Linked DNA regions of Homo sapiens: region 2 is linked to region 1. Evidence: chromatin loops called from intact Hi-C (ENCODE). Cell type or tissue: K562. All regions are shown on one strand. Each heading gives the region's core, and the rest is flanking DNA. Links, peaks and the distances in the headings are about the cores only. Region 1 holds the start of P3R3URF-PIK3R3 (P3R3URF-PIK3R3 readthrough). Region 2 overlaps MAST2 (microtubule associated serine/threonine kinase 2).

Region 1 (9,225 bases), core at 1,226-9,225:
TATAGTTGGTGAAGCCACAGCACTTGAGCTGGAGACAAGATGAGGGTGGAGGTGGGGCCTTGCTTCTTTCTCTCCACCCTAAAACCTCCCCCAGCCAACCTTACCCCTTTCATGGTGGTGTTCCACACTTGAGTGAAGTCTTCCTGGGAACCATAATCTTTCTTGATGGCAGGCACTACCAGCAACGTCAGGAAGTGCTCAGCCTGGGTGAGGCAGGCCAGTGTTTAGGGGCTGGTACAGAAGGTGGCCATTCACAGGCCACAGCCCACTCCCAGGGTTTTGCCCAATCTTCTTCCCTTCCTCCATCCCAGTGTCTCACCATTGTGGTGTACACCAAGGCGACCACAGCAGCTGCAACCTCAGCAATGAAGATGAGGAGGAGGATGAAGAAGAACTGAGTGGGGAACAGGGGTCTGGGTTTTAGGGAGAGACAGTCCCTCATGCCCTCCTTGCCCTAATCCCCCCCCCGGAAAAGTGAGACAGAAGCCTGAGCCTAGGGGGGTCCAAAGCAGGGTTTGGGAATCCCAGGGCCTGGTGTCAAGGGCGAGGGGACTCTTGGTCATCAGCCTGTGGAGCTGGGTTTCACACACCGTCACGAGGGCACACTTGCTCTCAGTCTTAGCACCATAGCAGCCCAGGAAACCAAGAGCAAAGACCACAACGCCGGCTGCGATGAGGAAGTAGCCCACGTTGACAAACTGCATGGCACTGGACGACAGTGGCCCGAAGATCTTCAGAAAGGATGCCCCATCGATTGACACCCAGATGCCCACTGCCAACAGGGCTGCACCACACAGCTGGGGAGAGAGAGGTCAGGCAGGCCTTAAACAGTGCTGGCAAGTAGCTTACTACCACACAGCTGAGTAAGAAGGATGGGAGCCGAGAAACTTCCCTCTTTATTGGCTAGGGAGTCTAAAACCTCATCCTGTAAGGAGGGAAACATCCTCTAGAGCCAGAAAAATGGGAGCTGGGATATGCATAGCTAGGACCAGGCTGCACACCTGGGCAGATATAAAGGAGATCAGGGGTTCTAGAAATATCCTCAGGGTGGGCAGAGGGGCAAGACTTTCCCTCACTGCTGCCAGGGTCCTGCCACATAGCTAGGATTGAAAACAGGCAGGTGAGGGCCCAGCCTCCTATTTCCTTTCTGGGCTATGGGTGCCTAGAACACCTCTGTCCTCTGATAGGTGGAGACGGGGGTGGTAGCAGAACAGGCTCAATAGTCACCATAGTAATGGAGGCGAGGCTGAGGTTCCACCTGCTGGCAACCTTGGAGAGGGAGGAGGTTGAGAAGGTTCACCCACCTGAGGCCCCATTTGGCTCCCCTCCAGAATCCAACTTCAGGCCCGCCCCTCATGTAGACAAGACCTCCTTGCCTCACAAGAGGAAAGTGAGGTACCAGTGGGAATACAGCCAGAGCTTCTCTTAAAGGCTGTCTAGCTCAACTCCAAACCTCAGGGGGAATTCTGAGGCCTAGATTGAGGAGGGCCCTGCGCAGTTCCCACAGATCTTAGAGGAAAGCCTCCCGGCCCAGGGCTTCAGTGGATGAATCAGCCTGACACCACCTTGGTGACTAGTCCTCACTTGCCAGCTATAAAAACTGAGGCTAGAACGGGAAGTGAGGTGGCAGATTGTGGCTGGATTCCAGGCATGTTTGCCCAAGGACAGAAAGCTGGACTTCTAGCCTGCAGGGTCAAATTTCATGGAGCTGGAGGTCTGCCCTATCCTGCTTTGCCCAGCCTGGCAAGGTCTGGGTAACAGAGGCCAGAAATCAAACCGGATTTGCCTTTAACCCTCTCAGGGCAGAGCCTCTCCTGTCCAAATCCCTGGAATCCTATTGCTTCCTCCAGATACAGGGATAAAGACTAGTTCAGGACTGGCACAGTGGCTCATGCCTGTAATCCCCGCACTTTGGGAGGCAGAGGTGGGAGAATCACTTAAGTCCAGGAGTTCGAGACCAGCCTGGGCAATATAGTGAGACCGCCTCTACAAAAAAAATTTTTTTTAATTAGCTGAGCATGGTGGCACACTCCTGTAGTCCTAGATACTCAGGAGGCTGAGTGAGGTAGGGGAATCCCTTGAGCCCAGGAGGTTGACGCTGCAGTAAGCCATGATCATGCCACTGCACTCCAGCTTTGGTGACAAAGCAAGATCCTGTCTCAAAGAAACAAACAACAACAACAACAACAACAAAAACACAAGTTCCCTGCAGCCGAAGGAAGCCCAAGGCACAGACCACATCAGAACTAGAGAGTCTACCCACGCTTCTAAACTAATCAATACATACATAAACTCTGTCGCCCAGGCTGGAGTGCAGTGGTGTGATCTTGGCTCACTGCAACCTCCGCCTCCTGGGTTCAAGTGATTGTCCTTCCTCAGCCTCCCAAGTAGCTGGGATTACAGGCATGCGCCACCACATCCAGCTAATTTTTGTATTTTTAGTAGAGACGGGGTTTCACCATATTGGCCAGGCTGGTCTCGAACTCCTGAGCTCAACTAATCTGCCCGCCTCAGCTTCCCAGAGTGCTGGGATTACAGTTGTGAGCTACTGCACCTGGCCCACTTCCTCACTTTCACTTACACTAACCTACTCTAATGTGGTTAGTGTACTACTCTCCTTGTTTTCCTCTCCCCCTCCCACTGCTCCTTCTCCATCTCCTTCACAGTGGCTTTTTTTTTTTTTGCTTATCCCTAATAAATTGGGTTTCCCAGAGTTCACTTTCCAAGTGTTCTCATCCACTCCCATGGCTTCAGTGGCTACCTGTGCGCACATGATTTTCAAATACCCATGGCCAGCTCCAATCTGAGCTGCACCTCCACTGGGTACACATCTGCTAGTGGGACACCCCTTCCCACAAACCAGGCCCCACCCCCTGCCATCTGGGTTGCTCATGCCAGAGATATGGGCGTCATCTCCAAGACCTCTGTCTCCCTTGCCCCTTCTTCTACCCCTCAGCCATCATCCTAGAGCTTTGTCCTTTGTCCACTTTGTCCGTTTCTCCCTATCTCCACCACCATCTCCAGGATTTACGCCTCATGGCTCAGCTTCTCAAACATGCCCTATGCAATCTGTTTCTGGTTTTCTGAACGATATCAAGTTTCACTACTTCTGGCCCTTTATGCATGCTTTATAACTCCCCCACCAAGTGCAATTTCCCAGCTTCAGCTATTTCCTCCAGGAAGTATTCTCCAACCAGGCTGAGTTCAGGCTCCCATAACCTCCGTCCTAAGCCCAAACACACTGTGTTGTTATTATCTGCCTATCTGGCTTATCGGAGCTGAGATCCTTCAGGGCAGAGAAAGGCTTTGCTTACCTGCCACCCCAGCACCCATCATGGTATCCTAGACAATGAATGTTTGTCGAATGAATAAGGACTGTTGCTCTGATGAGAGGTAGGCCCTCCCTCCTTTCAGCTCCCCGTCATACAGAAGAATTTCCTCTGTACTGAATTTCCTTCTGTGGTAGGTAAACTTGGGTGGAGCCCTTCTATTTTCTGGGCCCCCAGTGCCTATAAAGGGTGGAGAATCATTCCTGGTAGCTTACTCTGCCCTGCCTGAAGCCTAGGCTAAAGCTTTGTAGGAGAGAGGGGGTGCCCCTAGCTTCTCCATCCCCTTTTTCACACACGCACCTGTATGGCAGCCTGGCTGCTGCTGGGACTAGGAATCAGCAGCATTTGGGGAGACCTTTGCATCCCACTCATAAGGGGACACATGCAGGACGAAGCCTGGGCATAGCAGTCTCCCATTCCCCAGCTTAGTCTCTACTCAGCTTGTGACCTGCTCCTATAGGGAGCCCCAAAGAGTCCACAATGTCCGTACTTACAAAGATGAGCAAATTGAAGAGGATCATCATGGTCTTAATGAAGCTGAAGCACTGCATGGTGGCTCCTGGGAGGTAGACATGTGCAAGTTAGGGCCTTGTTTCCCCTGGGCCCACCTGGGCTGGCCCTGGCTTCAGATATTCAGCCAGATATGCCAGACCCCAGGATCCTGAACCCATATCTCACCAAGCTTCTCCTGTACCTGGTCTGACACAGACCTTTTCCCAGTTTCTATCCTAACACCCTTACCCCTCTATACTACCCAGGACCTCCACCAGCACCTGACACTCTGAGATCCTAACACCCCAGGTTCCTCCACCTGCACACCCAGCCTGACTCCCACACTGCAGGTCACTCCATGCTCTTTCCTAGCACCTGTATATCCTGTGCTCCCCCCCACACTAACCCCAGACCCTCCCAGAACCCTCACTAGAGCCCCTCCAGCTCCCCAGACCTGTTTCCAGATCGATATCACTTCACAGGATAATCTGTATCCCTATCCCATTACCTGTTCAGGGCTCTTGGCAGTGAGTTCTGAAAGAGGGAACTGCTGAGGCTCCACAAAGGACAAAACAGCTCCCGGGTGTTGCCACTGAGTGGGCAGGCAGAGGGACGCCTGGCTCTCACACACCACTGCTCACCTGCAGGCAGGGTAGGCGCTTTAAAGCCTCCTTCTGCCCGCCTGCTGGCCCCACCCGTGGCCAGTTAGCCTCTCCTTGACCCTGCTGCCCCCTGCTGCCTGGAGACCGATCCCCACAACCACTGCCTCAGCAGGCCTCCACCTGGCAACACCAGCCCTGGGCAACGCCCCTCCTGATCTCAAGAAGAAGCAGCCCAGGGGTGGGGCAAGTGGCTTCCCAGAATGTCTGCGTGCCCTCCACCACAACAGTGTAATGTGCTTCTTACCCTGCATCTGCTGATACACTCATACATACCCTCTGTGCTCATGCTCACATGCACATGCATCTGCTCATGCTGCCATCCATATGTTCATACAGCAAGCACCCAGTTACATACATAAACATGTGCTAGTGTTCCTGAATGCATGTGTGTGTGTGCGTCCGTGCGCACACACGCACACTAAATTCTTTGTGGACTGACTCCCAGCAACTAACAAACAACAGAATAATATCTGATGTACGTACTTAAGTATCTCTTTCACTCACACACACACACAAACACACACACACACACACACACACTCCCTCTTTCTCTTTCTCTGTCTCTCACTCACTTTCAAGGAAATGACTGAGATTTGGCAGCTTCCGCTCTCTCCTGCGAGTAGCAAATAGTTCCTAATCCTCTTCCCTCCATGAAACCTCACATTCCCCATTTTTCCCCTCCCTTCATCTTTCCATCTCCTCTCCTTCCCCATCTTTTTCTTTTTCTCCTTCCCAGTCTTCTCTTAGCGCTCTGTGTACACCCCTTCTCTTTCTGCCAGTAGGTGGCACCATGGTCTCATGAAGGAGCCACCCCCAGTTCCAAGGCTCTGTGATCCCATCTTTGTTACTCCTAGTGGGGCTGCCTGACCGCTTCCTGCTCCAGCACGCCTGATGTAGAGGTGCGGGGGAAAAGTCCTGGCTTCTGGGTCATTCAGACCAGGTGCTGGAATCCTGGCTCTGTCGCTTATGAACTGTGTGACCCTGGGGACTTTTCTTAGACTTGGTTTTAAACTTCTCTTTCCTGGTCTTCTGTGTAACAGAATAGTTCTGGGCTTTTCAAATGAGATTTTCTTCCTGCTCTAGAAGGAAGGGACAGTAGGGAATGAGCACAGAGCAAGAAGGTCAAAGTCGAGAGAGTCACAGGCAGTGGGGCTATGAGATGGAGGAAGTTGATTTTTTTTTTTTTTTTTCTGAGACAGGGTCTTGCTCTGTTGCCCAGGTTGGAGTGTAGTGGCAACATCACAGCTCACTGCAGCCTTGACCTCCTGAGCTCAAATGATCCTCAGCCTCCCAAGTAGCTGGGACCACAGGTATTTGCCGGCACTCAAGCAAATTTTTTTTTTTTAAACAGATGAGGTCTTGCTATGCTATCCAGGCTGGTCTTGAACTGGGCTCAAGTAATCCTCTGCCTCAGCCTCCCAAAGTGATGGGATTACAGGCATCAGCCACTGTGCCTAGCTGAGGAAGTGGATTTCTAAGTTTGTTTTGTTTTTATAGTGAAAGGAGGCAGCTGAAGAGACAGAAGAGAGAGGGGCTAATAGTATTACAGACTACACTAATAATACTGATCTTATTTTAAATGTCTTGCATATATTAAGGCTTTTTTTCCTCTTCACAACCATCCCATGAGATAGACTTTCTGATCTCCATTTTTAAATATGGGGAAATAGAAGCACCAAAGGGTCAGGTACTTGCCATGATCACAAAGCCTGTAAGTGGCAGAGCCAGGATTCAATCCCAGTTAGTCTGGCACCAGAGTCTACATCTTAACCACCAAGCAGACTGTCTACACTGATGGAATCTCTAAAGAGGCAGACAAGGCTGGCTTCCATAAAGAGCAAGGGAAGAGGCCTTGGTCTGACCTGAGGAAGAGGAGGAGCAGGGGCAGGTCGGTTTATAGTTACAGTTGCTAGAAGTTGGTGGAAGCAAGGTCATATTTTAAGACTGAGGATGGCAAGAGTAGAGGCTGGAGGAGGGGATGGGGGAAAGATGAGGTTTGTGAGGGTGGTACTAAGGGTGCCACAGAGTCCTCCACAAACAGAAAGGAGGATGAAGTTGGGAAGGGGGCATTTGAGGAGCAGAGTAAGGGGGAAAGGAAGAAGGGACTGAGGAGTGGAAGGAGAAGGAGAAGGTCTATTTTTTTTTTTTTTGACAGAATCTCACTCTGTTGCCCAGGCTGGAATGCAGTGGCGCAATCTTGGCTCACTGCAACCTCCGCCTCCCAGTTTCAAGCGATTCTCCTGCCTCAGCCTCCTGAGTAGCTGGTATTATAGGTGCACACCACCACACCCAGCTAATTTTTGTATTTTTAGTAGAGACAGGGTTTCACCATGTTGACCAGGCTGCTCTCGAGCTCCTGACCTCAAGTCATCCACCCACCTCGGGCTCCCAAAGTGCTGGGATTACAGGCGTGAGCCACCGCACCTGGAACCTTTCTGTTTCATTCTCAGGAAGAATTGGGACCAGATTACATTCATCTATGGCCCTGGTGCTTGGCACATAAGAAGTTGTCAGTGAACATTTCCTGAGTGAATGAGTGCAGAATAATGAGAGTTAAGTGCTCTGGGTTTTGGATCTTGATCATCATGGATTTGCTTCCTGCCTGCCTCTAATTGTGTGACTTCACCTCACTGAGCCCCAGTTTCCTTATACAGTGGATCCTCCTTATTCACAGATTCCATACCTGTGAATTTGCCTGCTTACTGAAATTTATTTGTAATTCCCAAACCAGTACTTGTGGTACTTTTGCAGTCATTCATGGACATGAGCAGAAAGGCAAAAAATTTCAGCCGTCCAACACACGTATTTCCAGCTGAGGTCTGTTGAGCAAGAGGACTCTCTGTCTTCTTATTTCAGTTTTCATAGAGTAAACAAATGTGCTTTTTGGTGGTCTATTTAGTGACGCATATTCTCACATTTTTTGGTGTTTTTTGCTGGTGATTTTACTGTCTAAAATGGTCCCCAGTTGTAGTGCTGAAGTGCTCTCTAGTCTTTCTAAGTGCAAGAAGGCTGTGATGTGCCTTATAGGGGAAATATGTGCTTTAGATAAGTTTCATTCAGGCACAAGTTATAATGCTGTTGGCTGTGAGTTCAATGTCAATGACTCAAATATAGATAGATAGTTAGATAGATAGATAGATAGATAGATAGATATATTTTTTTTTTTTTTGAGACAGAGTTTCACTCTTGTTGCCCAGGCTGGAGTGCAATGGTGCAATCTGGGCTCACTGCAATCTCCACCTCCTGGGTTCAAGCTATTCTCCTGTCTCAGCCTCCTGAGTAGCTGGGACTACAGGCACCCACCACCACACCCAGCTAATTTTTGTATTTTTAGTAGAGATGGGGTTTTGCCATGTTAACCAGGCTAGTCTTGAACTCCTGACCTCAGGTGATCTGCCCACCTCGGCCTCCCAAAGTGCTGGGATTACAGGCTTGAGCCACCATGCCTGGCCAACAATATATATTAAATAAGGTGTCTCCACACATAAAATCAGGTTATATGTATAGATCAGTTGACAAAAATATTGTGACCAGAGGGTTTCAGGAACCTAACCTTGCATTTACCCTTTGTTCAGTATTTAGTGTTTGTGGCGACTTTATAGAACATTACTGGGAATAATGAGAATTGACTGTATATAAATAGGTATAATGATGGCATATCCTTGTAAAGTAGCTGAGATTAAATGAGATAACGTTGGTAAAGTGCTCAGCACAGTGTCTGGCACGTAGTAAGTGCTCAAAAAACATTGTTAATATTGTTACTATATGGATAAGTGAGAAAGTGAGGAAGTGAGTTCCGCCTCTAGGGCCTCTTTTCCCAAGGGGCCAAACTGAGGCTGTCTGGCTCTTGGGCTGGCTTTTAGGCCAGACCCAATAAAGAAGATTGTGAAGGAGCCTGACCCATGAGGAGGGGCCAGGGCCCACGACTTGTAATAAAGGGCCCTGCCCTTATGCAGACTTTGTATGTCATAGAGGCCTCAGCTACCCTGGCCAACAGCACCCCCCAGGCACACTGCAGAAGCTCCCTGTGCCCATGGGGCCATCTCGGCTTGTCCGTGGCCCTCGGCCCCAGGGCATGCGTTCCCCCTACCGCAGGCCAGGTATGGGCTGGCCCAGGCCCCGATTTCCCAGGATGTTCAAGTGTAGCCGCAGAAGATATCAACAGGGTCTCCGAGGTCGAACTGCCAGCAGTGCAGCCATCAATCCTGCCACCAGGGCCATGGGTATCAACAACACCCACACTGACACCACCATAGTGTGGATCTTCCCACCTCAAGGTTAGCCAGGGGGCCTGTGAGCCAGGGTGGGGTTTTAAAAAACAGAGCCACTAGGCTGGGTGCGGTGGCTCATGCCTGTAATCCCGGCACTTTGGGAGGCCAAGGCGGGCAGATCACAAGGTCAGGAGATCGAGACCATCCTGGCTAACACGGTGAAATCCCATCTCTACTAAAAATACAAAAAAAAATTAGCCGGGCGTGGTGGCACACGCCTTTAGTCCCAGCTACTTGGGAGGCTGAGGCAGGAGAATTGCTTGAACCCGGGAGGCAGAGGTTGCAGTGAGCCAAGATCGCGCCACTGCACTCCAGCCTGGGTGACAGAGCTAGACTCTGTCTCAAGAAAAAAAAAAAAAAACCAGAGCCAGTGAAGATTTCCCTACCTGGTTCTGTTTAGGCACGCCAAAGGATGATCTCTGTGAAATAGCACCCCTACATATATGGGGGACTCCTGATGGCAGGCACCCC
Region 2 (16,086 bases), core at 3,733-11,732, 300 kb after region 1:
CTATCCTCAGGCTGGTGTACCACATAAAGGCCATGTGAGCACACAGCAAGAAGGCCACTCTCTGCAAGCCAGGAAGAGAGGTTTACCAGAAACTTAGCATGTTGTCACCTTCTTGGACTACTAGTTTGCATAACTGTAAGAAAATAAATTTTTGTTATTTAAGCATGTGGTATTTTGTTACAGCAGCCTGAGCTAATACTTACATACTACACAACGGGAAAAGGCAGACAAATAGTTCTTTATTTACAACTGATGTAAGAGCTATGAAGAAAAAGTAGAGGCTTTATTGAAAGTATGTTCTGGGAAACCCAACTTAGTCTACAGACAGCAAGGTTTGGGTGAGGTCAGGAACGCCTTTCATAAGGAAGTGAGGTGTAAGCTGGGACTTGAAAGGTGTGTAGGAACTAGATTGGTATAGATGGAAAAAGAACATTCCAGCTGGGCACGGGGGCTCATGCCTGTAATCCCAGCACTTTTGGGAGGCCGAGGCAGGCGGATCACGAGGTCAAAAGATTGAGACCATCATGGCCAACATGGTGAAACCCTAAAAATATAAAAATTAGCTCAGCGTGGTGGAGCGCACCTGTAGTCCCAGCTACTTGGGAGGCTGAGGCAGGAGAATTGCTTAATCACCTGAGGTTGGGAGTTCGAGACCAGCCTGACCAATGTGGTGAAACCCTGGCTCTACTAAAAATAAAAAAAAAAAATTAGCTGGGTGTCATGGCGTGCACCTGTAGTCCCAGCTACTCAGGAGGCTGAGACAAGAGAATTGCTTGAACCCAGGAGGTGGAGGTTGCAGTGAGCCAAGATTGCGTCACTGTACTCCAGCCTGGCAACAGAGTGAGATTCTGCCTCAAAAAAACAAAACAAAACGAAACAAAACAAAAATTCCAGGCACAGAGAACACATTGTGTAAAACATGGAGAAAAATATAGCAACCACACTGTATAGATAGTCAGGTGTGATCCTAAGAGTAAGAAAAAATTCACCAAAGGCCAGGTGCAGAGGCTCACACCTGTAATCTCAGCACCTCGGAAGGCCGAGGAAGGCAGGTAGTTTTAGCCCAGGAGTTTGAGACCAGCCAGGGCAACATGGCAAAACCCCACCTCTACAAGAAGTACAAAAATTAGCTGGGTGTGGCGGCGTGCACCTGTGGTCCCAGCTACTTGGGAGACTGAGGTGCGAGTACCACCTGAGCCCAGGAAGGCTGGGGCTGCACTGAGCCGTGATCGCACCACTGTACTCCAACCTGGGTGACAAAGTGAGATTCTGTTTCAAAAAAAAAAAAATTTCACCAAAAAAGTTTAAATTAATATCTAATAATGAAATCCGCATTTTAAAAAGCTTTTCCTGGCTATTGTATGATAGTTAGGTAGACTGAGGGTGAGCAATGCCAGATAAAGAAAGGCCAGTTAGGAGGTTATGGCAGTAGCAGAGGCAAGAGATTACAATGGCTGTGACTATCTGGACAAACCAGTGGTAGTATAAAGAAAGAGAGAACACCAGCCGGGCACAGTGGCTCAGGCCTGTAATCCCAGCACTTGGGAGGCCGAGGCGGATGGATGATGAGGTCAGATTGAGACCATCCTGGCTAACGTGGTGAAACCCCGTCTCTACTAAAAATACAAAAAATTAGCCAGGCGTGGTGCACACATCTGTAGTACCAGCTACTGGGGAGGCTGAGGCGGAAGAATCACTTGAACCTGGGAGGCGGAGGTTGCAGTGAGGCGAGATTGTGCCATTGCACTCCAGCCTGGGCGAGAGAGCAAGACTCCATCTCAAAAAAAAAAAAAAAAAAAAAAAAAAAAAAAAAAAAGAGGCCGCGCGCGGTGGCTCACGCCTGTAATCCCAGCACTTTGGGAGGCCGAGGTGGGTGGATCACAAGTTCAGCAGATCGAGACCATACTGGCTAACAGAGTGATACCCGGTCTCTACTAAAAACACAAAAAATTAGCCGGGCGTGGTGGTGGGGGCCTGTAGTCCCAGCTACTCAGGAGGCTGAGGTGGGAGAATGGTGTGAACCCGGGAGGCGGAGCTTGCAGTGAGCCCAGATGGCGCCACTGTACTCCAGCTTGGACCACAGAGCGAGACTCAGTCTCAAAAAAATAAAATAAAATAAAAATAAAGACAGAACACCAAGAGATATTTGAGAGGTATAACAGAAAAGACTTGTGAGTGTAAGGAAGAGCATGGCAACAAAAATAACTAAATTTTCTATCTTGAGGAAGCAGTACCATTTAATAAGCTAGAGTATAAGAGAGGACCTGATTTTTGAGAAAGACAATGACTCAGATTCATAAATGCTGCAGTTCAGATGTCTCTGAAATATTCAGTCACATTATGGTGAATGGACAGTTATGAGATCTAGCGATATAAATGTGGGGATAATGAGCATGACAACTATTCTCAACATACAGTAACAAAAACAGGTTCTCAAGGATTTTCAGATCCCACCTACACAGGTAAAGCTCGCCAACAACTACATCCATTTTTTAACAACAAACTGGTTCCCTGTAGGGATATGAGTGATGACTATGGCTACTTCCCTCCCAACCTCTGCTACGTCCTGCCTTCCCATTGGACACTTAGAGAATCTATATGAAATTACTTCCCACCAACTTTTAAAAGACAGGGTCTTAAATGTAACACAAAGCTATCACTCTGGGCTTTAGAGTCTTGAAAGATTGCAAAATTTCCTGATTTTCAAAGCCCCACAGAAAACCTAAAGCCCTATATCAGACGCCACTGATACCTCAACAAAGGGTTTATTATGTGTATGCAGCAGGTGGTATCTCTTTTTAGCACATTTTCCAGAAGCATTGATCCAGGCATCAAGTTGCATCAGAATGGGAAAGTACATGACACTGTCAGTTTCATAGGAACAAAGTTTGACACATCACATCCCTGGGGCCCAGGAACTCCTCCCTGCCCACTATGCAGTGCCTATCACTGCAGACACCAGACATTAACTTTCATCCAATATCTGGTATCTAAGTCCACTGCCCAAATGAATAAGCTGACAAAATAAAAGGTTAACTATCCCCAAGGGCTCTAAAGACTACAAGCCAGCAATGCCAATAATATCAACACACACATATACACATACCCCATGATGAATGCAACCAACAGCTACCTCTCCACTCCTACAGTCTGTTATCTCAATTGACTGCTCATAGCCTCTAAGAAATAAAGCAAGACATTTCATGAAATATGAGGAAAATTATCTTAAGCCTAATGGGTATTAGAAAAGCTTTACTTTCAGGGTAACTGGAGACATAAGCATTATTTACATTAAGCTCCCAAATGCAGGGTCTAGGTACTGGTGCTGAAATTCACAAACAAAATAAACAGTCGCCAGGCATTGTGGTTCATGCCTGTAATCTAAGCACTTTGGGAAGCCAAGGTAGGCAGATAGCTTGAGCTCAGGAGTTCCAGACCAGCCTGAGTAACATAGTGAAACCCCATCTCTACAAAAAATACAAAAATTAGCCAGATGTGGTGGCAGGTGCCTGTGGTGCCAGCTACTCAGGAGGCTGTGATGGGAAGATCTCCTGAGGCCAGGGAGGACCAGGCTGCAGTGAGCTGAGACTGCGCCACTGCACTCCAGCCTAGGCTAAAGAATGAGACCCTGTCACAAAAACAAACAAAATAACAACAACAGCAAAAGAAACAATCCTATTTGAAAGGAATCATCAAAAAGAGGCCCCCACTATAGCATTGGGCAAGAAAAGCCATTCAGAGCTGCTTCAATTATGAAAAAGTAAAATATAAAACCCTTCTAGCCTGGGTAAACAGATACAAGTAACTTTAGAACTTCAAAATCTTCTTTTCACAGATATTGTACTTTGAACAAAGTTATCAACTCCCTTAGGTCTGATATTCTAAACTACATTTTTAATGCATTAAAAAAATACCCAGATGGGTTTAAATATGAAATAGCTTTCTAAAAATGAAAATGATTTAGTTTCAGGAAGCTACATCTAAAATAAATGGTATGAGCCAGGCCAAAAGAACTTTCATAACCACCTTGCCCCAATAAAGCCCTTATCGTGGCAGGCATAGATGATGTTTGCATTTTGCGTATTAGAATGTAACAGCTCTCTTCCCTAATCTGACCAATGTCACTATAAATGTGTGTGTGTGTGTGTGTGTGTGTGTGTGTGTGTACTTATAGATACATATATAAATATGTATACAATATATAAATATATATGTATACTTATATAAGTATATAAATATATATAATATATACATATATATTTATCGATCTATCTCTATCTCAGTATCACTCATTCCAGACTCCTGTTCTCTGCTCAAATGTTGCCTTAATGAGAAAATTCCTGGACAATACAAAATTTTTTGATTTTTAAAATTTTTCTGTAGAGACAGGGTCTCACTATGTTGCCCAGGCTGTTCTCAAACTCCTGAACTCAAGCGATCCTCCTGCCTTAGTCTCTCAAAGTGCTCGGATTACAGGTGTGAACCACCACACCCAGCCTAGACAATTCAATTTAAAATTTAAAATTTAAACCCTCACCCCCACAGAAACACACATCCTCCTCTCTGATATCTGGCTTTATTTTTCTTCATAGCAGTAAGTACCATATGGCATATCATACATGTTTTTGTCTCTCTTAAGTAGAATGGAAACTCCATGAGCACAGGGACCTTGTCTGCTTTATTCACTACTGTATCTCCAGTATCTAGAATAGTGCCTACACCTAACTGGAACTAAAATAATATAGTATGATGGATGCATGGATGGAAAGATTTGAGCAAATGACAAAGTGAATGGAGGCAAAAAGACAAAAATATAGTAACTGATTTTACCAAAAAACATCTAGTAAGTAATAGTGCCGTGACTGAAACCCACATCTGCCTGACTTGCAAACCCAAGCTGTTAATTTTTATGCTATACTTCCACTTACCAATTTGGAGACTTTGGAGGAATTACTTGTTGAGTGGAAGAATGTGTATTTTGTATAATGCCAAGTTGTCACATAAGTCTAGAAACTCATATTTGAGTTCCTGTCCATTTTAATGCAACTAACATATTACGTGAAAAGCACAGCAATTGAAAGCCTCAAAAATTAATTAACAAAAACGCTCTCTCAAAGGACAAGAACACCAAACTAGAGGCAAATTCTAAATTTCTCTATGTCCATGAAGGATATATCAGAGGAAACGGGCCTTTATAACCTGGAATGAGCACACCATAGGATTCGCTCTTGGGAGAACCATTCTAAGAAAGGCAAACAGGGACACAAATATGATGCCCCCTCCTTCTGACCAAGACTTAAATGACAATTATAGAAACTTTAAAAATTTTCCAGATCAGGCTATGAGGACGAGAAACAGTGGAGCAAATGGTAAGTCACTCATTTTATTAACATCAGTTTTTCCACACAACAAATTTTGTAGTAATTAAACTTATTCAAATATTTGTTTTGTGGTTCTTACCTGTTTTCTTTACTACAAATGCTAAGCAGTACTTTGCCTCCTACTGCACACTCCCTACAAAGACTTGCCCAGCTCTGTGTACAAGAGGTACCATGGAACTTTAACTGTTTGGGGAGATGACTAAGCATAGAGATCAGGTAGCCAATCCCTTCATTTTACAAGTATGGCAATTCAGGTCCAGAAGTGGGAGCTCCTGTTTTAAAGCCACACATAATTTGTTAGTGGCAAAGCCTATATTAGTACCCATGTTTCCTTGCTTCCTTCCAGAACAAAACTTTTTCGACTCCTCTAATGTTAAAGATAAGAAAGGATATTGTTTATATTAAAGAACTGAAGAACTTCTGGCTTACTTAAGTGTAAGCTCTTCAAAAGAGAAGAATTTATCTAATTGAATCTTAACAGCCTCAGAACTTAGATCACTCTACCCAGCACAGAGTAGGCTTTTTTATTTATTTATTTATTTATTTTTTGACGGCGCATCACTCTGTCGCCCAGGCTGGAGTGCAGTGGCATGATCTCAGCTCACTGCAACCTCCGTCTCCTGGATTCAAGCAATTCTCCTGTCTCAGCCCCCTGAGTAACTGGGACTACAGGCGCACGCCATGACGCCCGGCTAATTTTTATTTTTATTTTTAGTAGAGACAGGGTTTTACCATATTGGTCAGGCTGGTCTCGAACTACTGACCTCAGGTGATCCACCTACCTCAGCCTCCCAAAGTGCTGGGACTATAGGTGTGAGCCACCGCACCTGACCCAGAGTAGATATTACTGTGTATTTACTGAGTGATCAATTGTTTAAATGTGAGTTACTTTATCAAAAAAGAGGAGGGAAAATCTATTTCTGATCCTTATTAATTAAACGTTTTTAAGGCAGTTAGAGTAGGCCTAACTTTAGATATCACTAAAATGACCAAAAAATTATTCTGGTATAAAATAAAAATAAGAATACTCCTCCTTCTCCTTCTTCCCAGCAACTCCATTCATTGAGGACACACATTTCTGCAAGAAGCTACCTGTCTCAGGCCTTAATTTATTTCACTTAATACTAAGAAAAGGCAAATCTCAGGCAGTTTTCAAATAGAAGCAACCAAAAAAAAGCGGGGGGGGCAGAAATAGTAGAAAAATGACCAAGTACAAATATTTCCTGACTATGATGCTGAAAAGCTACTCCTTTTCAGTTATGCATACCTATTTGGTGTCTCATTCCTCTAAGAGTCCTGGTAGAGCCCTTGCCATTTACAGAAGACTCAGGACACTTGTGAAGCTAGACTGAATATCCACTGCTAGAAACTGAATTTAAAATTTAAAATGTGCCTCTTAAATAATAGAATTCATCCAAATTTAACCCATTAAGAATTCTAAAACTAATATATATTAAAATTAAACTATAAGTAATAAAGCACTATACATATATTAAGTGATCCTTCTAACAGGCTTAGTAAGAAGAAAACACAGGTAACATTATCTTCATTTTATAGATAAGGCAACTGAGGTTTAAGAAGATAAAGTGATTTGTCTAGGTTTACAAAGCTAGTTAAATGGCATGGTCAAGACTGAACCTTATGAGTTTTCTGACTCAAGCCTCTTCATATCAAACCAAAATAAGTTTTCGTAAACAGCCCAAAAGGCTTCACAAAAACCTCAGAGGAAAATTTAATCACTAGAGCATTTTTCACAAAACAAAATCCTAAAATGGACAGTAACAGAAAGAATTACTACATGTTTCATTTAAACATTTAAAAATTGCATATGATGTGTATATAAAGTATACTTAATAAATATGAATGCTGTTGTGATCTCCTCCTTAATTACATCTCTTTTTTTGTTAAGGAAAAGTTTAAAAGCCATTGTTTTATCACAGCTCTATTTCCTTAGGGTTCCCCAGATGTGACTTTACTAGTAAATCATGGTAAATATGAGTATGTTTTAGGTATATACAGTACAGGTTTTTGGGCCCCAACACAGAGATTTTAATGCATTAAGTTCACACTCTGCACTTTAACAAACATTCCAGGAGATTCTGATTGGCCAAATTTCTAATACTGCCCCAACAGAATTCCTAGAGGAAAAGCAGTCCAAGAGAATTTAAGAAATTAAAATCCAGGGGCAAAGACTATTTATTAATCTCCCCTAACCCTGAAGCCAGAAAAAAACCAAACAGGTTGGGAACCTATTCCATTCAACATAGTCTCCAAACTTAGCTGGCCTTGCCTCAACTTATCAGAAAAGTTGGTCTTCTCCTCATACCATGTTACCGGATAGATGTAAATGCAAAGGGTTTCCATTTTAATATTCCTACTTCCTTAGCTTGAGTCTACGAAAACTCAGTAAATCCCAAAGCACAAGTATAAGACTGTGATGAATATTTAAGTTGTAACTTTCCCAGAATGCTATGTAGAAACTGAGAGGGAAGAGGTTTGGAGGTCGGGAGGAATGGGGAGGAGGGGAAGATCTGACCTAGTGGGAGAAGTCAGTTGGCCTGCTGGCTTCCCTAGCTCAGATAGGAGTACACAGAAAGAAATTGTGTACTGAGCGGGATTCCTCCACATGATAGTGGGAAATGTTCCCAAGAGGGGTTCCTAAGTAGGAGATCATAATCATAATGGTAATAATCATCTACTTACAAGCTGCCTCTTCTTGGAAGGCTCAACTCCTTCTGAAAAACAAAACATATGCAAGTTAGAAATAAGAACCCATCTGAGTCCTGTTGGTCTACCTAAATGTCCTAGGAAATTCACAGCATTATCTTAATAATGGAAAAGGCCACATATTTCTAAATAACAACTTTTTCTTTGCCTCTTAAATTTTATTTATTTTTTTTTTTTTTTGAGACGGAGTCTCATTTTGTCTCCCAGGCTGGAGTGCAGTGGCGCAATCTTGGCTCACTGCAAGCTCCACCTCCCAGGTTCACGCCTTTCTCCTGTCTCAGCCTCCTGAGTAGCTGGGACTACAGGCACCCGCCACCACGCCTGGCTAATTTTTTTTTTTTTTTTTTTTTTTTTTTTTTAGTAGAGACGGGGTTTCACCGTGTTAGCCAGGATGGTCTCGATCTCCTGACCTCGTGATCCGCCCGCCTCGGCCTCCCAAAGTACTGGGATTACAGGTGTGAGCCACCATGCCCAGCCTGTCTCTTAAATTTTTGTGAAATAAAAGCACTCAGGCAAACTATTACTTCTTTATCCTTCCTTCCTAAAAGGAATGTCTCATAGAATACATGCAACATTTTTCCCACTAGATGGAACCATCTCCCCAGTGTAGATTACAGGCACTCTAGGCCAGCCATTAACTGCTGCTGAATTGTAAAGGGCATTAGTGGCAAGCATACAGAAGGAATGAAATAGGATTAGGGGCAGTGGGTGATAACTAGAAAATATTTTAGACAAATAAAGTAGTATAGTTAATAATATAACAAAGAGATGACTTCACACACCACTGGCATAAGAAATAACCTTTACGATAACAGCTGGGGCCCCTGTGACTTGCTTTCCAAGTGTATCAAGTCCCACCTCCCACCAGTCCTAAATTAACAACTATTCTTAATTTTTTAAATATTTTCAATACGTGTTTTTGGATTTGTAAAAAATTAGTAGTATTGTTTTACATGTTTTAAAATTATATATACATGGTATTATATTATATGTATTCCTCTGTTGACATCAGCCAACATTATGAAAACTGGGAGATTCACCCATGTGGATATATTTCACTTTAGTTCACTGATCTTCAGACAGTGGTCCAGTCTATGAATATACCAATATTTATTTATCTATTCTCTAGTAAATGGAAATTTAATTTTCTTTCCATCTTTTTCTTCTCCATTAAAACAATACTCTTGTAAACATTCTTGTAGTTGTTTCCTAGTGCGCATGTAGAAAAAGTTTCTTGGATGTTGAACTACTGAGTCATAAAGTACTGGATATTCCAAATTGCTCTCCAAAACAACTGTCCATGTAAGAAATATATCCCTCATACACAGTCATGAATATATGTGCTTATATTTTCTTCTAAACATTTTATAGATTTGCTTTTTTCTTTTCTTTTTTTTTTTTTTTTGAGATGGAGTCTCACGCTGTCACCCAGGCTGGCCGATCTCGGTTCACTGCAACCTCCACTTCCTGGGTTCAAGCGATTCTACTGCCTCAGCCTCCAGCTGGGATTACAGGCATGCACCACCATGCCCAGCTAATTTTTTTGTATTTTTAGTAGAGACAGGGGTTCACCATGTTGGCCAGGCTGGTCTCAAACTCCTGACCTCAAGTGATCCTCCCACCTTGGTCTCCCACAGTGCTGAGATTACAGGTGTCAGCCATCACGCCCAGCCGGTTTACTTTTCACAATAAGTTTAATATGCCTTATTTTTGTAAAATTCGCTTATTTTATAAAATTATTTTTGCTAAAATTCAGTATTTGATTGCAATTCTTTTGTGTGTTTTTCTAGGTAAATTTACAAACATTCAACTGTACAAATCTTAAATTACTTAATCTTACGTATGCCAATTGATAAGTCTGTTAAGTACATATACTCAGATAACCTAAATCTCTATCAAAATATAGAACATGTCCATCAATCCAGAAAGTTCCACCATGTCCTTTCTTCGTAAATCCCCAAACAAACCACTATCTTCCTACCCCAAGCAAATATTATTCTCATTATGTCACCACAGATTACTTTTACTTCCTCAAAACTTCATATGAATGGAACCATACAAATATAAACCTTTTTACATAGGCTTCTTCAACTCAGCATAGTATTTGTGAGATTTATCCATGTTGTTGCAGGTAACAATGGCAATATGAATAATATACCCCAGTTAATTTATCGTTTCTCCAATTCCATTTTTCAGCTATTAACATTCCTATAACATGTTTTTTGACAAGCTATATTTCACTTCTCTTGGGTAAATCCCTAAAAGTGTAGAATTACTCAGTTAAAGGGTAGATATATATTTAGATTTATAAGAAGCTACCAGACCTTTTTCTAAAGTGATTATACCATGCTACATTCCCATTAACAATGTATGAGAGTTTCAACTGCTTCACATCCTAGCTAATACATGTTATGTTCACATTAATAATATAAGAAAGTTCGAACTACTCTACATTCATGCCAATACATGGTATCAGCTTTTTATATTTTAGTCATTTTACATTTTAGCCATTTAGGTGTGTACGGGTATCTCATTGTGGCTTTAATCATTTTCCTGATGACTAACGATGTTGAGTATCTTTTCATGTGCTTATTAACCATCAATATATATTCCTTTGTGAAGTATCTTAAAATTTTTTTACCTTTTTAAAAATTGAGTTATCTTTTTACTATTGAATTATAAGAGCTCTTCATAATCTTCTAAATACAAGTCCTTTGTCATATGTGTTTTATAAATATGTTCTAATCTGTGGCTTGCCTACTAAAGTTATTGGTGGTGCCTTTTTTTTTTTTTTTTTTTGAGATGGAGTCTCGCTCTGTCACCCAGGCTGGAGCGCAGTGGTGCAATCTCGGCGTGCGGCAACCTCCACCTCCTGGGTTCAAGTGATTTTCCTGCCCCAGCCTCTCAAGTAGCTGGGATTACAGGCACCCATCACCATGCCCAGCTAATTTTTATATTCTTAGTAGAGATGGGTTTTCACCATATTGGTCAAGTTGGTCTAGAACTCCTGACCTCAGGTGATCCACCTGCCTCAACCTCCCAAAGTGTTGGGATTACAGGCGTGAGCCACCATGCCAGGCCAGTAGAGCCTTTTGATGAGTGAAAATTAATTTTGAGGTAGTATGTGAGATGAAATTAAGGTTCATTTTTTTTCATATGGATATCCACTTATTTCAATACCATTTATTGAAAACACTGTCCTTTCCCTAACAATTTTTTTTTTAACCTTTCTGGGCTCTCTATTGCATCCTACTGATCTATTTTTCTGCCCTATGCAAGCACCACACTATCATGATTCTGTGGTTTTATATTTAGTCCTAAAGTCAGATTGTACAGTCCTTTAACTTTATTATTTTCCAAGATTGCTTTAGATATTCTAGATTCTTGCATTTCGATTTGAATTTTTGAATCCAATTATTAATTTTTACCAAAAAAAAAAAAGCCTGCTGGGATTATACATCAATTTGGAAAGAAGTGATATCTCAAAATATCAAGTCTTATAATACATGAACATAGTACTTCTCCATTTACCGAGTTCTTTAATTACTCTAAGCAATGTTTTATCGTTTTTAACAAAAACACCTTGCACTCCTTTTATTAAGCTCATCCCTAAGTAGATTTTTTAAAGCTATTATAAATAAAAACTTTTATTTCATTTTCCAATTGCTTGCATGTTTATAGAAATTCAATTAATTTTTATATTGACCATGTATCCTATACTTTGGTAAAATTATTATTAATCATAAATGTTTTGTACATTCCTTAGATTTTTTCTATATAAACAATCATATCTTCTATAATAGGGAGCTTTACTTCTTTCCATTTTCTAGAATTTTCTATAAGATGTTAAATGAAGTGGTAGACATCCTCGTCTTGCTTCTCATCTGATCTTACAAGAAAAGCATTTAACATTTTGAATATTTAATATTATGTTAGTTATAGGTTTTTCATGGATAACTTTTTATCAAGTTCTCTTCTATTCCTAATTTGTTCATAGTCTTTCTCACAAATGGGCATGGATTATGTCAAATACTTTCTCTGCATCTACTGAAATGCTTACATAGTTTTTCTCTTCTGTTAATGTGGCAAATTACAGTGATTGATTTTCTAAGATTAAACTAATTTTGCATTTCTGAGTTAAAGTCAACTTTTTTTTTTTTTTTTTTTTGAGATAGAGCCTTGCTCCATCACCCAGACTGGAATGCAGTGGCGTGATCTCTGCTCACTGCACCCTCTGCCTCCCAGGTTCAAGTGATTTTCCTGCCTCAGCCTCCCAAGTAACTGGGTTTACAAGCATGTGCCACCATGCCTGGCTAATTTTTGTATTTTTAGTAGCGACGGGGTTTCACCATGTTAGCCAGGCTGGTCTCAAACTCCTGACCTCAGGTGATCCACCCGCCTTGGTCTCTCAAAGTGCTGGGATTACAGGCGTGAGCCACCGTGCCCAACCTAACTTCAATTTTATCAAATACATTGCTAGATTCTATTAGCTAATATCTTTTTAATGATTTTTGCACCTATTTTCATAAGGGATAATAATCTCTAATTTTCTTATAATTTCTTTGTCAGATTTTTATATCACAATTATGCCGGTCTCCTAAAACTGACTGGGAACTGTTCCTTACTCCTCTATTTTCTGAAAGAAATTATGTAAGACTGGTGTTATTTCTTCCTTAAATATTAACAGCTTTCACTAATAAAAGTATCTAGGCCTAGAAACTTTTATTTAGGATATTTGCCTGTATGTTAATAAGTAAGACTGGCCTATATACTTTCTCGTCTCAAATTGTTCTTGTCCAATTTTGACTTCATACTTATACTATCCTCACTGCTAAGGTTTCAATGTTTGTGTCTCGTCCAAAATTCACATTGGACTTTAAAATCCAATGTGATAGTATTACGAGGTGGGGCCTGTAGGAGGTGATTAGGTCATGAGGCCTTCTCTCTTGTAAACGGGATTAAGGCCTTCATAAGGCTTTAAGCCAGGCATGGTGATGTGCACCTGTAGTCCCAGCTACTCAGGAGATTGAGGCAGGAGAATCCCTTAAGCCCAGGAGTCTGAGGTCAGCTTGGCCAACAGAGCAAGACCCCATCTCAAAAAAATCAAAATTAAAAGAAAAAAAAGAGGCTTCATACAGCTTTCAGCCCTTTTTGCCTTTCCATCCTCCACCATGTGAAGAAACAGCAAGAAGGCACTCACCACACAAATGCCAACACCTTGATCTTGGACTTCTCAGACTCCAGGACTGTGAGAAAATAAATGTCTGTTCTTTATAAATGATCCAATCTGTGGTATTTTTTTATAGCAGCACGAACAGACGAAGACACTCATAAAATGTGCTAAGGTAATATATCCTCTTTTTCTACTTTCTGAAACAATCTATATAAAACTGGAAATATTTGTTCTTTGAATCTACATGACAGTTCTGACTTCTTGAATAGTTTAAATGGGTAATATGGTAGACTACAGTTTTGGCTAACAATAATAAAATTTCCTAAAATGCATATATGCCCCTCTCTGCATTCCTTTAGAGGCACGGAAGCGCATCCGTGGAAATCCATCCCTTCCGACTTCCTTACACCTATACAAAAGCCTGCATTTGATGCCCAGGACTCCAGATCAGTACATTCTGTGACAACTAAGGCACAGTGGAACAAGAAGGGCCCAACCACATAAAGGTAGTCCAAGGAGCAATGATTTCTCAATCCTCCTTTTCCCAGGGAATATTCACAGCAAGTTGGGGAGAAAAGCTACACAATCAGGAAACTTGGCTGAGGCAAGAGTACTCCCATTTAGACAGATAACCATAAATTATTTTACTCATAACCTTCCAGCAACTAGGCTGGTAATACCTGGTAATACATTACAATATCAGGTGAAGCCCATTCCATTCAGCCTTCTCTGATCTACTCATTATCTCTTGACTCTTCATGTTCTTAATGATCTTCCTGATTAGCATTCTGAACACATTCAAGTCTATTCCAGCTTCAGATAAGGAAATAAATTCCCTTAATAACTACACATCCCTCTTCAAATACTGCCTTATCAATTTTATTTCCCTTCACAACCACACTTCTTGAATGAGTTATCTACATCCAATGTCTCTAATTTCTCACTTCCTACTCATTCTTCAACACTCTATAAATATCCCTAGACCTTACCAGCCCATTTAAACCATTCTTGGCACACTGCCAATGTAATGTATAACGCCAGGGTAATGAAGCTTCACTGCATTTTTAGTCCACCTATCTTTTTTGGCTCCACTGCTCAACAGCACCTGATAGTATCATTCACTCTTCTGTCCTGGAAGACTTTTCTTGCCATGAAGCCACATTCTCTTGTTTTTCCTCTTATCCCCGCAAACACACCATTTAAACATCTTTGCAGGCTCATCCTTCATCACCTTAGACCCTTAAATGGGGACTGTCCTTTTAGTTCTGCTTGTACACTCTCCTTTCTCTATATATTTTACAATCTCAAATTTGTATCTCTATCCCAGATCTTTTTGCTGACCTCTATAGTTGTACATACAACTACCTTGTCCTTAATATGTCTAAAACTCAGCTGATCTTTCTACTCAGTCTCGCTCCTTCTCTGTTCTCTATTTTGATGATGGTACCACCAAACCCAGGGTCATTCTTCATTTTTCACTTTCTCTCACTCTCTACATCCATTATTCATCAAGCTCGGCCAATTCTACTTCCAAAATATCTATCTTTAATCTGTCAATTCACTTCTACTTCCCCGGGCACAAGCCACCATCATCCTATAACATCCTCCTAATTGGTCTCCCTTTCATTCAGTTTTGTCCCCCTTGATTAATGTTATATCAATGTAAATATCATATATAGTACCTGTTTTCTGAGTGATAACTGTGGGTATAATGAAATAAATACTGAAGTCAAAAATAACTTTTTATTTTTTTGAGATGAAGTCTCGTTCTGTCACCCAGGCTGGAGTGCAGTGGCGCGATCTTGGCTCACTGCAACCTCCGTCTCCCAGGTTCAAGCGATTCTCCTGCCTCAGCCTCCCAAGTAGCTGGGATTACAGGCATGCGCCACCACGTCCGGCTAATTTTTGTATTTTTAGTAGAGACAGGGTTTCCCCATGTTGGTAAGGCTGGTCTCGAACTCCTGACCCCAGGTGATCCACCTACCTCGGTCGCCCAAAGTGCTGGGATTACAGGCGTGAGCCACCGTGCCCGGCCAAAAATAACTTTTTTAAATGTGTCCTTTCTCTCTTATAATTCTGCAATGGATAAAGTCTAAAATCCTTTCTGTAGTCTACAGGGCACTACTTGGCTCTGACTGCCTCCCTCCTCAGTATCATTTGCATAATTCTCCAGTCTTATTGGAGTTTTGGACTCAGACTTGCCATGCTTTCTTTCACCTTCAGGTCTTCACACTTACTGTTCTCCTGGTCTGGATTACTTTTCTTTATCTCTTTTTATACATTCCTGGACTTCAGCTTAAACTTCGTTTCCTCTGGCAAGTTTTTCTACAGTTTCCCCAGCCTCCTTCCATATATTATCCAAATATTCCTTTAATTCCTCAATCATACCTACTTCACTGGTTACTATAATTATTTGCTAAATTATCTGTTTTCTTTGACTGTTAGCTCCAGGAGAGTAGGAATTAGTCTTGCTCTCAAGGACATTCCTGGCACCCAGCAGAATACCTAGCCTAGTAGGCAACAAATGAATACTGGATGAATAAATCTATGAATCCATCAAGTAAGTAAATGGTTCATACTATTATTGTTATCATCATTATAAGGCAATTATAAGACAATAGGGTCCTGCCTACCAGTTTGGAGTTGCATTGATGAAAACTATCAATTGCAATAATTTCAGCAAGAAGCTTTACTAGGGGAAGAATATGCTCTATTATCACATATTATTTACTGACAGTCTCCTGGCTGGTAGTTACTCCATGGAGAGTCGGAATGCTTTAAGAAGAGAAAAATATTACCGAGGAA

Evidence for each region. Peaks named below come from ENCODE experiments on the same cell type or tissue, not always from the same donor. Only the 100,000 strongest peaks of a DNase experiment are listed, where the experiment ranks them.
Region 2: it touches region 1 in a loop (2.4-fold over the local background); 17 of 110 quality-filtered maps call a loop at or near these places.

The regions. Positions count from the first base shown.
Region 1 is chr1:46,175,763-46,184,987 of GRCh38, reverse strand. P3R3URF-PIK3R3 (P3R3URF-PIK3R3 readthrough) reads left to right here and starts at 8,500. Exons shown (of 10, transcript NM_001303427.2): 1 at 8,500-8,760. The coding sequence starts at 8,517. TSPAN1 (tetraspanin 1) reads right to left here. Exons shown (of 9, transcript NM_005727.4): 2 at 4,330-4,462; 3 at 3,824-3,888; 4 at 591-797; 5 at 320-394; 6 at 105-203; 7 at 1-28. The coding sequence starts at 3,880. It overlaps P3R3URF (PIK3R3 upstream open reading frame), which reads left to right and starts at 8,500. Exons shown (of 2, transcript NM_001328655.2): 1 at 8,500-8,760. The coding sequence starts at 8,517. RefSeq lists enhancers at 342-391, 5,382-5,481. In K562, for the core only: CTCF peaks have their summits at 4,551 (motif pointing left) and 5,267 (motif pointing right); DNase peaks (open chromatin) are centred at 4,557 and 5,307.
Region 2 is chr1:45,874,394-45,890,479 of GRCh38, reverse strand. It overlaps MAST2 (microtubule associated serine/threonine kinase 2), which reads right to left. Exons shown (of 29, transcript NM_015112.3): 4 at 8,085-8,116. It overlaps LOC105378694 (a long non-coding RNA gene), which reads left to right. Exons shown (of 5, transcript XR_001738038.2): 3 at 13,641-13,787; 4 at 15,727-15,841. Among named protein-coding and RNA genes, the nearest start is that of MAST2, 79 kb to the right of the region's middle. In K562, for the core only: a CTCF peak has its summit at 8,695 (motif pointing right); DNase peaks (open chromatin) are centred at 5,587 and 8,719.